2 separate regions of the Homo sapiens genome follow, and region 2 is linked to region 1. Evidence: chromatin loops called from intact Hi-C (ENCODE). Cell type or tissue: endothelial cell of umbilical vein. All regions are shown on one strand.

Region 1 (5,000 bases):
GTCATGAGAGGGCTAAAGGCAGAGAACTCCAGAAGCCATGTGTGTCTCCTAAAAATCTACTTTAAAATAGATTTAGGTTTAGAGAAAAGTTAACAAAGATAGTGACATGGTTTGGCAGTGTCCCCACTCAAATCTCATTTTGAACTGTAGTTCCCATAATCCCCACATGTCACAGGAGGGATCCGGTGGGAGGTAATTGAATCATGGGGGCAGTTACCTCTATGCTGTTCTCATGATAGTTAGTGAGTTTTCAAAAGATCTGATGGTTTTATAAGGTGTTTTTCCCCACCTTCACTCTGCACTTCTCCTTGCTGTCACCATGTGAAGAAGGATGTGTCTACTTTCCCTTCCACCATGATTGTAAGTTTCCTGAGGCCTCCCCAGCGCTCAGATCTGTGAGTCAATTAAACCCCTTTCCTTTATAAATTATCCAATCTTGGATATGTCTTATTAGCAGAATGAGAATGGACTAATACCCAGAAAGTACGGAGAATTATTACATACTCATGCCCAATTTTTCTGTGTGTTCTCATTTTTAATCTGGTGTTTTCTTCACAATTTTTCAGTGGTAAATAATTGTCTTAGAGTTTTACATGTAGAGTTAGAAGAAAAATGAAAGAGTCAGTCATCTGGATAATTCCAGATCAGAAAACAATTTTGTGTGAAAGCTATAGATAATTGAGACAGAATTTTTTTTGTGTGTGTGTGTGGCCTGGAGAGATTCCTATGATTGCCTTCTTCTTTCAGTTGAGTCTGTAGGTACAGTCATAACTATAGGTGTTTCGCATACTACTGTAATAGGATACTGTATATCATTCAATATGAAGAATGTGGTTTTTTTTTGGAGGACTAAATTGCTTGGTTCTATATATCTTTTTCTTAAAAATAAAGTATATTGGCTTTTTTGCTATAAAAGCAATTCACATTGATTTGAGAATAGTAGAAAATATAGATAGGAAAAGAACAAAAGTACTGAAAGTTCACAACCTAAAGAAGGCCAAAATCAAAATTTTATTTATTTACATCTGGTCTTTTTACTATGTATATATTTTGGATCTGTTTGCTTAGTTTATGCAAATGGCATTCTTTTTTATGTTTCTTTATTTTTTTTAATTGTAAGCTTAATTTCCAGCCATGTCTATAAAAGCTGCTCTAAAATATCAGGGAAGTTAATGTTCAGTGTGGGTCATTGTAAGTAGACCATTTAGTCTATCTGGAGAAGAATTGTAGTTTTTGGAAGTCCACTTATTATGTTAGTTGGCCAGTGGTTAATGGTGCAGAGAAAATTTAAGATACCATCAATTGGAAAGAATATGGTAGAGACTTTCAAAGAGGAATGTAGTAGCTCATATATCAAGAGCCTCAAGCACAAAGACTCAGGTTACAAAGAGATTAATTAATTATAACATCATCCAAAATGGTAAAAAATGGGAAATTACCTAAATTTTCCACAACAGTGTAATGGTTAAATAATGTTACAACAAAATGATAAAATGTTATTTAAATAGAAAAAAATCATGAAGAATTTTGATGACATAGAAAATGAGAAGGATGCTAATTAAAAAAATATATAGGAAATATAAAAAACTAGAAGGAAATTCACCAAAATTTGACAGTGATTATTTCTAGGTAGTAGAGATAACTCTAATAATTGAAAAATGAAGGTCATCAGGTGATTTTTTTCTTTTTCTTCTTTTTTTTTTTTTTTTGCCTAAAAAGGGATGGTCAAGTTTTTGAATTTAAGATTTTATTCTCACTTCGTCTGTTTAGATTTGTTATATCAGAGCCTTTCTTTACTTATTAACAATCTCTTGTAGTAAACATGTGTAATCTGATTTCCCTCAACTTTCTCCAAACTCAAATATCTACAAATCACCTTCATGTCTTCATACTATTTTGGAAAATAGTTTCTCCAGTTCTCAAATGTTACTGAGTGTATTTCCATGTCCCAGGAGCTTGGCAATTTTTTTCTATCATAATTGGCAATACCAGGAATGGGCTAATTGCCTTTGGAGGTCAGAACTTCTTTAGTAGTTTTATTTTTTTATTGGTCTTGGGTCACTAGAAGGAACTGTTACTGTGTCCTGGCTGTGGCTAGCAGTGACAAGACTGTCTTTTGAGGGCGCTGCCAGGCTTAATTGCATCCAATATAGGGATCTTCATCTGAGATTTGGAACAATGAATCTTCCATGCCAATTAAAGATGAGTTTAATATAGAGAATATGAAGTATGCCTAGCAGAGGAACAGTTTTACAGAGCCTCAGGATCCCATCTGCCTTTCTACAACACAGAATTGGACCCATACAAGCCCTTTATCATCTCTTCAAGCTAGGACATTCCAAAGAAACCAGGAGCAAAATATGAGCATGGAGAGCTTTAGGCATATTCATTTCTCTCTTATTCTCTAAATATTTCTCAGTGTTTTCTAAAGGATTCTGAACATAAGGTATGTTTGCTGTTTGTCTCACAACACATAATTGATATGTTATCTAAGTCAAATAGTTTGGTAATTGACAGTGAATTTTTGCAATACTGAAAATAATCTCACTTCTTATACAAATAAAGAGTAATTGTGTCAAATTGAGTTTAAAAGCCAGTGCCTCTGCCTATTAGTTATGGGGCCCAAATCAAGTCAAATACTCCTCTGTAGATATTTCCTTATCTGTGAAATGGGGATAATCATAGTATTTGCCTTACAGGTTTATTATGAGGAATACATGAGAGGATCCATATAAAACCCTCAGCAAAAGAGCTGGCAAATAATCAGCACTTAATAAATGTTTTAGTTGTTATTAGTCATTAGAATCACATCTTCACACTCTTATTTTCAAACGAATAAAAAGGAACCATTGAGAAGGAAGAAATGGACATAGACATACATTTTCTCTGTGCTTTTCAGGTCACTTTGGCTTTGTTTTTATGGGATATCCATCTGTGGAGAAATGCCCTGGCTTACAATTACAAGGGTCATTCCGCAGAAAGAAAAGTGCAGACTGTGGAACAGAGGGCTTAGTCATTTATTATTGTTAATGGTCTTTTGGCAATTTCCTTCATTCCTCAAGGCTTTTGTTTCCTTATCTAGAAAGAAAGAGTCTGAAAAGCAAACAGGCAAATACAATGCAATGTGATGACTGGGAAGAGATAGGAGGCCCATGTTGGACACAACAGGACTTAGGCCCAGACTCCGGGTGGAAGGTGGGGAGTGAAGACCTCCATTTAAAACGGGTGAAATAACAGATACCTATACACACTTATGAAGTAATAAGATCACAGGCTTGGGAGTTTGAATGTCTTGGTTCAAATCCTATTTTCGTTTGTTTTCCTTTTTTCCTATCTGTGACCACGGGCAACTTATTAACCTTTATGCCTGTCTGGCACACAGTAAGTACTCAATAAACTATAGCTATTTTAAACTAATGTGTGTCATGAGTAAAAGAGTTTTAAATGTGAAGTCTTTGTTTAGCCAAGTTCCTGGCACATAGTAAGTGCTCAATAAATGAAAGTGGCTGTTATATTATTTTCATTCTCAGAGGAAGGCTATCTGAAGCCGATACATGAAATATGAACATGAATTAGCCAAAGACAAAAGCAGAAGAGTATTCCATGCTGGACCAATAGACACAAAAAACTTAGACGGGAGAGAGAGCATGGCTTGTGGGGGAACTAGTTGTGCCTGGAGCAGGCTAGAGGGCATGGATTGAGGAGTGTGGTCCATGCCATAGGAGCTATTGTACAGTCCCGCTGCAAAGGCGGCACCCACTAACCATCACCTGCTATGCTCTCACCTATGGGCAGTCCCACTGCCAGGCTTGTTTTAGCCTCTGAGCGTGTGTCATTGCTGGCATTTTGTGGAAGACAGTCAATTGTATTCAGTAATGAATTTTTTTTAAAGGCTTGCATAGTTGAAGGAGCTCTAGACAGAAGCCAGGGAGAAGATTACAGGGTCAGTAAAGATACACTTCATTTTGACAATTTACAAAGGAAACAAAAGCCATGGTGTGTCTGTTGCTAATAAAATAATCTCTCCTTCCATGAAATCTTAGAAATGGATTTTTTGTCTTGACAAAATAAATATATATTAGGTTTAGGTCATTTCTCAAACTAAAGGCAATATTAAAATTGTAATTTGAATTACTTATTAATAACAACAAATCTTATGACTTGAAGTGTATCTCATCTCTTAGAAACAGAGTTGCTGACTCAATGTGATCTATTCTGATGGAAACAAGTTTGTTATAATAAGATAATATCCATATTCCTCTTTTCAAAAATAACTATGTTTTTATGTTTGATGGAATGATGAGATTCTGTAATACACTGGAAAAAATGCATGGTATTCATTCATTGTGGCAGTATATCATAATTACTCAGCTTTTATCATTAATAACAGAAGATTGTGAATAAAAACATACTAATATCCACCAGATGTTCAGAAAAACATAAATATCCCCACATGTCAGCACTTTTAGCAGAAACTCAACAAAATTTTCTCTACTTCTTTTTTCCTTTTTTAGTTTCCTGAACATGTTCTTTTGATACGATATTTTTAATCCTCATTAGGGATTTGTTTGGGTTCCTTTAATATCTGCCACAAGAGACTGTATAGTTTCGGATGTAGCCAGTATGCATCTTGCTACCTTTTCCCTGTTACTCAATTTATCGAGAGGCAGGCCGGTATAATGGAAAGCGATCGGCCAGCTTTGTGGTCAAAGGGATCTCAGTTTATACATACTCTCAGCTTCTTAAATAGGTGGGTGGCCTTGGAAAAATTGCTTAATCTTTCTGAGCCTAAATTTCTTTATCTTTGTAATGGTGATAATAATTCTTTCATTGAAAAGTCATTTCAAAGAGAAGCACTAATAAAATTGCCAAGCATTCAGCCCTATTAAAAAAAAAAAAGCAATTATATTGATCTATCTGAAGACCACCCTGATTTCTTGCTTTCCTTTGACTATTGAATTTTCCTTTTTCTTCCCCATTGATACCTTAAGCTTACTAAA
Region 2 (5,000 bases), 120 kb before region 1:
TGGTGATTAGGCATGTCCATCTCTCGCTGCTAATTTCACTCCTCTGCAGGGTGTAAGAGAAATGAAAACGTGGGAAGATAGAGTTTTTCCAGTTCAGGGATTGACCTTTAAAGGAATCAGGGCAGAGAGAGGGTTATGTCAGTAGAGTAAATGAGTGTAAATATCCCTGACATAAGATTGAACTAATTAAGTTTAAATGGGAGGGAGCCTGATCTAAATTAGAGAAAAATATTATCTAAATTATAGGATCTTTCTTTCAAAAAATGCAATGTAATTATATTATTTTCAAGTATATGTGGTAAGTTGAACTAATTGCTAGAAAAACATTTCTAAGTTTAAGTGCTATTGGAATCTTCTTTTAATGAATAGATAAATTTGGATTCATGCGGACTATCCTTTGGAATGCATATAATTTATGTGTTAATATGTTTGAAACAAAATGGCTAATCAAGCTCTTTAAATTTTGTTCATGCTGCTAATTTGTTTAGTGACCCCCTTTATATAAATAGTTCAGAGGTAAACTCAAGTCCAATATGGTTCTAATTTTCAAAAGTTCGTTACGAATTAGTGGAGTCTGAATGAATGCTGTCTCACTCAGGTTCTTATGTGCTAGAAATGGTGCAACTTGTTGACAATCAGATCTGGCACTGTTATCCCTAAAAAGCTGTCGATAAAATCAAATCATAAAGGGAGACCAGCTAACTGCTTCAGGCTGTCATATACCATGTCATAGTAAGGGACATGACTGATGAGGTTCTGGAGGCTCTTTTTGGACACAAATATATTGATAGCAGTTGGAAGATGGAAGTAAAACAAAGTGGTCAGGAGAGTTCCTCACAGTGTCTGTTCAAGCTTAGCTATTGTTCAGGTAGGAAGAAGGTCAGATCCAGGCAAGAATTAAGGAGAAGCCGAGATGACAAAAGTTTAAAAGAAATCCTGAAAGAGGAAGCAGTCTGGATGCAGGAGCAGGCAGAAGCAAGGAGATACCGGGTGGTTTTCTTGAAGAGCATTCAAAACATGGGAAACGCCATGTGAAATTCTGGGGTCAGCTTTTTGAGCTAATCACACTGGTATTCATAATGGCAGGAACTGTTGTGAGCTGATCTTTGACTCTGCCTCCCAGAGTCACATGGTCTAAAATACCCAAATCTCCAGTATGTAGGTCCAGAAATGTAATCTTATCCGCTCATTCTTAGATAATATTTGGGGAAAATTAACTCACTCTACTGAAACTCACAGGAGAGAAATATATGAATCCAAGTATCTGTGTATTAATTAATAAAAAGAGAGCTAATTGGTATAACAAAGCACAGTGGCCATTTTGGAAGCCTAGTAAATGCTAAGATGGCATAAAAGAAGATTGATATTCCCGAGAAATGTTTTATTGAGTTGTGGGTAACTATATGTACTGATCTTTCATATTTTGGGTACATTATGCCTTGCCATGGGGGGTTTCATGAATCTGTAGAGAAATGAAAAAAATAAGGGCAATACAGTGGACTTACCATAAAACTAAATGTATTTAATTTAGAAGAATGTGCTTTATTTTTGATTATGTCATTGTTATTACTGATGTCAAAATGTTGATTTTAAGACATTATAGTACAATTTTTTTTAAATTACTTTTAACTTTACAGAATAAGAATACTGGCGACCCTATCAGGTCCCAATTTTTCCTTTTTTGGAGTGTGATTTGATTTATGGTTTCATGAAATCCCAAAGTCTGAGAACCCCTGGCTTAGAAAACTTCAATAAGATTTGTCTACCAATGGTTTTCATTTATTCATCCACAGAGTGAAATGCATTATCATATCAAAAAGTACATGCACACTCAGACATACATGAATATGTAAATATTTATAATAGAAACAGAAGTTTCACAAAACAATACTTAATCTTACCTCATTCAGTGTACTCTGATCTATTTCATTTTACTTGTTAAAAATGTCAGTTGCTATCCAATAATTTGATTTCATGACCTACTAATGAGTCACAACCCACAATTTGAAAAACACTGTTGTAGACCCAGAGTCCTCTCTTCCCAGGACGTAGCTGAATAAACACTGACAGGTGTTTCCTTTTTGGATCTCCTTTTCTAGATTCCACACAGACCATATCCCTTCTGGTGCACATTTGTTGCCCTGGATAGGTTACAATACAATTGATTAAATACAAACTTTCTATATGTTAGCTGTAATTCCGCCCTTAGGATACACCCTTGTCACCTTATTTAGTTTGAGAAATATTCTCTACTTTGTTTGGATTTAGAAGTCACTTTGGTCTTATTTTTACAAAACAAGGAAGTCCCCTGGTCTTATTAGCCCCACTTTTACAAAATACTTATTACAATAGGTTATAATGTAGACAAGCAATTTGCACTCATTTTAATTAATTTTTTTTAGCCTCAATTGCAGAGCATAACATTTTAGTTACTAATCAAATTTGAGATTTGGGTAGGGACGGGAGAGAACATCTTACTCCAGCCCTGGCCACTGGCCAAGCAATGGAAGATAACTAGACAGTCCAGAGGAAAAGAAAAAAGGCAACTAAAATGAATTACATTAATGATGACGTTAAAATGTCCAAATGTACGTTACATAGTTTAGCTATGTAAACTTGACACCAGAGTAATGAGGAACAGAATATATGCTATGTATGTTTTGGAGTAAGTATTATTTTATTTTGGATCATAGGTTTGATACCAGTGCAGCAGTGTCATGTGCTGGTTGAGTGTGGGCTGTGGTGCCAGACTGTCTGGGAAAAGGTCCATGTATTGAGGCCCCATTTTAGGATAAAGGGACTAAGCCTTACAAGGGTTAAGTGACCTTGTGCAAGTCTCTTAACCTCTCTGAGATTTAGCTATAAAATGAGTTATAAAATGAGAAACATTAAGAGTACCTACTTCATGGGGTTGGTCTGAGGGTTAAATTAGTTCTACATGTAATGTGCTTGGTCTAATGCCTTTCGTGTGGTTAAAAACTCAGTGCATTTTAGTCGTCATTGCAATCATCTTACAGCTAGTGGTTCACAGGCTGGGATTTAGAGTCAGTTACCTAGATTCGAGTTCCAGCTTATTATTCTAGTTGTATAATATTGAGAAAATTACTTAATCTTTTGAAGCCTCACTTTTCTTATTAAATAAAACTGTGCTAATAATAATACCTATTGTGGTGTTAATGTTTTGTGGATTTGATGACACCACAGAGTGCCTATTACATACAGCTCAATAAATACTAGTCAGCTAGCCAAAATTACCTATGCTACCTCATTTTGCATGTATTCACTTCATATAGTCTTTCTGCTGTATATTTCATCATTCAGATCTTGACTTATACATCAGAGGTCTTGGATAGAGTACAATTTAATTGCTGTTTATCTTTATGTCCTCCTAACAGGAGACAACATTCTACCCTAAAAGAATCAAACAAACATGAAACTTTAAATAAAGTTGCAGCATTCATTTCAATTCAATAACTGTCTTTTTGAATTTCCATTATGTGCTAAGTGTGAGTCCTATAAGACACATTTCCACCTGGCAAAGGTTGAAGAAAAGCCAAATTTAAAAGGCTACTATAATTAGAACTTTCGCTAACGGCAGTTAAACCGATTAATGTCCAATGGGACCCACTCTACTGAAACATATTTTTTAGGCAGTTATACATTTATATTAAATTAAACATTCAGTGAATAAATGAGCTTATGTATCAGTGTCTCCATGTGGTTCTTGGAGTTAATTTTGTAATGATATAGCCAGTGCCGCTGAGGGCATCTCCCTTGCTGTTTTCTCTGCCTGGAGTTCTTCCTATTCATTCTCATATGGCTGGCTTTTTTCCCTCTCATTATTCAGCTAGTCTTCCCTGACCATCCTACCTTATAGGGGTGCCATCCTCAGTCTTTCTCTCCCTGAGCACCCTGTTGCATACTCTTCACATACCACTGTGTAATTGAAATAATACTGTTTGTGAGCTGCTCTTTGCCTGTGTCACTCACTAGATCTAAAGCTCCAGGAAGGCAGGGACTTTGTCTATATTTTTCATGGTTTGTATTATGTTTCTATTATTTGTAACAAATTACCATAAACTTAGCAGTTTAAAACAACGCACAGTTATTGTCTCACAGTTTCTGTGAGTCAGGAGTCCAGGGTTAGATTTGCTGGGTTTCACTAGGGTTAGCTCAAAATTTCACCAGGCAGATATCAAGGTATTGGCTAGGCTGCAGTCTCATCTAAGACTTGGAGTCCTCTTTTGAGGTCATTCAGGATGTTGGCACATTTCAACTTCTTGTGGCTGTAGAACTAACATCCTTTTTTTCTTGCTGGCTGTAAACCAGGGTGAGGGGGAGTGCTCTCAGTTCCTGGAGACTACCCAAGGGTCTAGACATGAGACATTCTTACAACATGGCAGTTTATTTCTTCAAGGCCAGCAGGAGAGTCTCCTATCTCTAGACCCTCTTTTAGGGGTTTGCCTAATTAGGCCAAACACACCCAGGATAATCTCCTTGTCATTAACTCAGAGTCAACTGATTAGAGACCTTAATTACATCTGCAAAATATCTTCACCTTTGCTACTTAATGTAACGTAATCAGAGGAGTGATATCTCATCATATTCACAGGTGTCACCATACTCGAGGGGTGAGGATTATACAGGGCAGGTAGACCAGCGGTGGGGATCCTGGAGGCCACCTTATAATTCTGCCTACCCACTGTTGTAGCCCATTTAAATGACAGTAGGTATTTAAACACATATTTGTGCATGAATGAGTGAATGAATGAGTAAATGTCAATTAAATAAATAAGAACGGAGGAATCAGTGAGAAATGTAAATAAACTGTTGGTTGTGTTCAGATATATGTTTAGCATCCTATATTGAGTTCAAAACAATCTTGTGATTGGATTGTCCACTTAATTCACTTTTCTTACTGAGGGACTTGTGACTATTACACCGTGTAAAGAGGAATCAAGTAGTATTTTTTGTATTATATTAGCAAAGTTTCTGTAGTA

Evidence for each region. Peaks named below come from ENCODE experiments on the same cell type or tissue, not always from the same donor. Only the 100,000 strongest peaks of a DNase experiment are listed, where the experiment ranks them.
Region 2: a loop joins it to region 1, with 4 times the contacts of the local background. A loop is called at or near these places in 2 of 110 quality-filtered maps.

What each region holds. Positions count from the first base shown.
Region 1 is chr2:191,973,573-191,978,572 of GRCh38, forward strand. The region is part of intron 7 of TMEFF2 (transmembrane protein with EGF like and two follistatin like domains 2); the gene reads right to left. The region is part of intron 1 of CAVIN2-AS1 (CAVIN2 and TMEFF2 antisense RNA 1); the gene reads left to right. Among named protein-coding and RNA genes, the nearest start is that of CAVIN2, 130 kb to the left of the region's middle. In endothelial cell of umbilical vein, no CTCF peak of the experiment used is centred here; DNase peaks (open chromatin) are centred at 3,069 and 4,349; H3K27ac peaks cover 3,026 bases.
Region 2 is chr2:191,855,585-191,860,584 of GRCh38, forward strand. All of the region lies in intron 1 of CAVIN2-AS1 (CAVIN2 and TMEFF2 antisense RNA 1), which reads left to right. Among named protein-coding and RNA genes, the nearest start is that of CAVIN2, 11 kb to the left of the region's middle. In endothelial cell of umbilical vein, no CTCF peak of the experiment used is centred here; DNase peaks (open chromatin) are centred at 1,077 and 2,047; H3K27ac peaks cover 2,840 bases.